Regions from separate parts of the Homo sapiens genome. Here region 2 is linked to region 1. A link is an interaction called in ENCODE POLR2A ChIA-PET data of the cell type or tissue named here. Cell type or tissue: GM12878. All regions are shown on one strand.

Region 1 (2,500 bases):
AAGGACAGCAGGCTATCCAGAATGCCATTCTCCACCCCCTCCTAAGAGCCAGTGGTCACAAGCCTGTGCTCTGTTCCACACTTGTAGCATCCAGGTGGAATTTAAAATAGAATGGATGGGGACCCAGTTATGTAAAAAGTCACCTCTGGTCTTCTGTTCTATCATGGGAGTTAAGACCAGCTGGGGTGCTTCTGGTATCAGTTTCCAGCACATAAGTCTCTGTGATCTGCAGCAGAAATTCTTACAACAGGGCCCTTAGAAGTCTCGTCCTCTGATGGGCTGCCAGAGGCAGAGTCCAAGGCATATCTCTGCAGGCAGACTTTTTTTGCTGAGTTTCCCAGGGACTGAGAGAAAACTATCAGAAGGAAGAGGCTCCCCTGTATTCTACAACTAGAAATCTACAACTGTCTTGGGCGGAAGATGGGATTTATTGCTGTCTAGCTACTTATCTGGTTCAGTTGGCTCAGCGGATTGGAGATGATAACAGTCACAGATTCAGCATCTTGAGAGAGCTCTTTTGAGTGAAATGAGTATGCTTGAAATCTGGCTCTCCCCTCCCTAATTCCTTTTCCCAGAATACAGCTCAGAGCACCTTACCTCCAGCTAGGAAAAAGAGTTTAAGTGTATGCCCTCTATGTGGACTCCAGAGACTACAGGTGCTTGAGTAACCAATGCAAACTTGCAGTCATATGGTGATTTTCTTAACATCACTAGTCAAAATCTAGGCAGCTGGGCTCAGATCATGAAATGACATAATATTAGCTCTCATTTATGTGTTTATTAAATGATTAATGATATGATCTTTACAACATTTTATGCATATGGACACTAGAAGCTTAAAAAGTTTATACAGTACAGTAAACTTTAGGTCTCACATTCTACTGGTCAGTGAATATTTTGTCGTCTCTTCAATCAAAATATAATAAATAGGAAATTAAGCTCCTGCTTGCTGAGAAAGAAATCAATAATTTAAAATGTGCAGTTGTATACATGTTTGGAATTGATCTTTTACTTCATTCATCAAGTCTAAATAGCATAATCCCCTCCGATGAGAGTAGAGTTGAATGCTTTATATTAATAGACATAAATTCGATTATGAAAGAGCTCCTCAACTTCATATGTCAGGATAAAATATCTGTAACTTCTTATATTCTCCAAATAAAATTTCATGTGATCTGACAAGATTATATTTTAAAATTCAACCATTTTAAATGACTTCTGCAATTAAAATAGATTCATTTTCCTTGAAATCCAGAAGCAAAAGTGAAGCTGGAGATATTAAGACAAGATGGGCGCCAAAAAACCCTGGCTTATGCCACCTTGGGGACTGAACCATCTTTCAGGTAGACAAGTTCCTGTCAATGGCTAAGGTTTCCTCCTCCTGCAGTCCCCCAGCAAATGCAGTTTCCCCCTCCCCACCATGTGCGCGCGCGCACACACACACACACACACACACACACACACACACACACACACACGTACCACTCTCCTCCCTCCAGCCCTATGGTAGCTCCAGTAAGAGATTCAGATCTGAAAAAGAAATTTTGATAATTTTGCAAATGAAAAAACTGAGACTCAAAGTTGAAATGAGTAGTCCACGATCATCACCTGCTGACAGGAGCCCCGGTTACCCAACCCAACCCAGTGCTCTTTCCACTGCCCCTCTCAGCCTGCAAAAACCACAGAGGGCAAAGCCAGAAAGATGGAAAGGCACCCATGCAGCTCACCACTTGCCTCAGGGAGACCCTCTTCACAGGGGCTTCTCAAAAGACCTCCCTATGGTGGGTTTTGTTTATTTTTGGAGAACAAAACAACTTTTTCAATGTTTCAATGGAGAGATCTGTGAATTGTGACGTAAGGAACCATAGACACCAGTAAAAAATTTTGACCCAAAGACACGGTAATCTGAGTTTTAAGATTTGGGGATTTGATCAGGGAAAAAAAATTTTACATATATATATATATAACACCTAACATATCTCTCTCTATACACACACACTATATATATGTTTTGAATTAGGCATGCAGAAGTATGTTGTAGTGAAAAAAACAGGGTCTTGGCCAGGTGCCATGGATCATGCCTATAATCCCAGCAGTTTGGGAGGCTGAGGCAGGAGGATTGTTTGAGCCAGGAATTTGAGACCAGTCTGGGCAACATAGTGAGACCCCTGTCTCTACACAAAATAAAAAATACAGCTGAATATAACGGTGCACACTTGTAGTCCCAGCTACTCAGGAGGCTGAGGGTGAGGATCGCTTGTGCCTGGGAGTTGAGGCTGCAGTGAGTCATGATAGAGCCACTACACTCCAACCTGGGCAATAGAATGATACCTCATCTCAAAAAAAAAAAAAAAAAAAAAAAAAAAGGAGGGGCCTCTAAAGGTTGATTGTTTTTGAGTAACCTCGAGCAAGTTTCTTAATCTCCCCAAATTAATTTCCTCATCTGTAAAGTGAGTATCAATTTTGTATAGAGAAAGATGGAGAATGAGACAGAGACAGA
Region 2 (2,500 bases), 210 kb after region 1:
TACGTTTCCTACATACTTCCCCCCACCATTTTTCCAGCTGAATGTGGTGATAATGACATTCTAGAGAACAGAAACCCCCAATATAAGAAAGTTCCTTAGTCCCTGATGTACTAAATAAAAACTGCCCATTAACTAGAAACTTTGGATTTTTACCTGAACAAGAAATAAACTAATATGTTTGAGCTATTTTATAGTTTGATTCTATTTTACACAACACCTAATGCCATCCTAATACAGAATGCATTATGATTATTGATGCTTTGTCAGAAATCTTCCTTCCTTCCTTCCTTCCTTTCTTTTTTCCTTCCATCCTTCCTCCCTCCCTCTCTTCTTCTCCCTTTCTCTCTTCTCCTTCCTTCATTCCTTTCTTTCTTTTTCCTCTCTCTCAGTTTCTTTCTTCCTACCCCTGTTTCTCCTAGACTTTTTAGAATCCTCTCGTGGTCACCAGTATTCTGATATTTCAGCATGGTGTATCTTGTTAGGTTTCAATCTTTATGCAGAGAATTCAGTGGATTTTTTTCAATCTGAAATTTTAAAAACTTCATTTCTAGAAAACTATATTTAATTCCTAATTTATCTCCTTCATTTTTCTTTCTTGTAGAAATCCCAGTCAACTTCCTGAACTGGTTCTCTAATTTTCTTACGTGTTTTTCTTTTAATGTTTTTTTCCTCCACCTCCTAAGATTTTCTTCACTTATGAGATCCTAATGATCCCATAATCCTTTTTACTCAAATTCGTTCCAGTGGCTTCTATGTTTTGGCAATCACGAGAGCATAATTAAGAGAGTCATTCTTAAAGGACAGCTGTAGCATTGCAGATATATGCCTGGGAATACTTGTTTTTTGTTTTGTTGTTTGTTTGCTTTTTTGTCCTGTTTCACGTGGAAAAAGCAATGCTCTCTCTGGGAATAGACCTTCCTTTTCTCTGCCTTTCCATTGGCAAGTCATTGGCTGTTGCTTTATTGCCAGTGACTTCAGCATGATCTGTATCAGTCAGGGTAAGCTAGATTACACTACAGTAATAAACAAACTAAAAACTTTCAGGGCTTAAAACAATACAGCTTTATTTCTCACTCCTGATGCATGTCCACGACAGTTCGGTAATGAAACTTTGCTTCTTGTGGTCAGTCAAGGAACTCAGCTGCAAGAGTGGCCACTATCTTACTTGTTTCTGGTTAATGTGACAAAGGAACAAAAAATTTTTTGCGGTCTGGCATTGGTACTTAAGTGCACAGGCCCAGGGGAGCCACACCACACACTGTTCACAACTCTCTGGCTCAAATGAATCACACAGCCCCATTCAAACACAAGGGAGCAAAGACGTGTCAATCTACTCAGCACCCAGGAGGGCAAAACAGGAAACAGTAAACAGTCTAATGACTACAATGACTCATGCAAGAAAAAAGTTAAGTCAAAGTAAGAGTTCATATAATGTATATGTATGTCAATAACCCAAAGTACAGCTGTTTATTCAATAAAAAAACTAGACTAGTTATGAACATCTCCCAGTTGTCTTTGATTTTGTGTATTTATTTGCTTGTATCCAGAAGGCCATTGGTGGTTTTAGATTTTTTTTTATTTGTAGAAGAAGGAAACATTGACTATAATCATCAGCTGCCTTTCTAACACCTTCTAAGAAAAACCTTGGGGTATGTTTCAGCTAAGAGGTGGTAAGATTTCTTAATCATGATCCAAACTGTTTTTAACAAGTTTCAACAAAAACTATATATAGCCAAGAACCACCATCTGTTTCACATATTTTTGTGTCAGTGATAGATGAGGGAAAAAAGCTACTTGAAGTCACTGTCTTGAAGGTCTTTAGAATTGTCCCTTGAAGCCTGTGCTAACATTTTTTTTTTTTTTTTTGCTTTTCCACAATCTCCACAAACTGGCCAGCATTAACTATACGTAAATGGAATTCAATATAATATTTATTTTCAAGAAAAAGAAGGCCTCCTTGCTAAATGGGTCTAAGTATCAATCTTGAGGAGTTTTTTTTTTTTTTTTGCCGTTGTGACTCAGTCTTCATGCCTCCATGTGGAAGTATAAGCATAGAAGTTCCTCAATTTACAAACAGGTTACCTTTCAAAGTGTTTTATTGATGTTCTGGTTGTGTAGAAAACAAAAATGAATTTTCCCATATAAATTACGTTACAATTTGGTGGTTAGATTTCCAGATTTTTATCACAGGAAAGCTTTTCTTCCTTTCCCTTCTATTATCCATCTTCTTCTAAATCCTGCTTTATCTTCTTTGCTAGCTTTGACTGCGTGAAATGGGATTTTAAAGCATCAGATAAAATAAGGTCAAGTGGGGGACAAGTGAGAGGCAGCTGTTTTTACATGGCAGCAGGATTAAGCAGGAAGACAGGCATGTAGCGGCAAGGGAAGAAAGGTGGGGTTGTAGAACTGTCCCTACGACATGTCTTTTCAGCACAGCTTTGCACATAAGAGACTTCAAGTCTGACTCATATAAATTAAAGATTTTTTTTACTGTGTCGTG

What was found. ChIA-PET counts read pairs that join two places held together with the same protein. Peaks named below come from ENCODE experiments on the same cell type or tissue, not always from the same donor. Only the 100,000 strongest peaks of a DNase experiment are listed, where the experiment ranks them.
Region 2: POLR2A ChIA-PET joins it to region 1 with 13 read pairs; 2 of 35 experiments call an interaction of 5 or more read pairs at or near these places.

The regions. Positions count from the first base shown.
Region 1 is chr7:121,323,700-121,326,199 of GRCh38, forward strand. It overlaps a transcript of WNT16 not described here. Among named protein-coding and RNA genes, the nearest start is that of WNT16, 4.0 kb to the right of the region's middle. In GM12878, no CTCF peak of the experiment used is centred here; no DNase peak of the experiment used is centred here.
Region 2 is chr7:121,529,312-121,531,811 of GRCh38, forward strand. No RefSeq gene overlaps it. Among named protein-coding and RNA genes, the nearest start is that of FAM3C, 130 kb to the left of the region's middle. In GM12878, no CTCF peak of the experiment used is centred here; DNase peaks (open chromatin) are centred at 1,170 and 1,720; H3K27ac peaks cover 1,583 bases.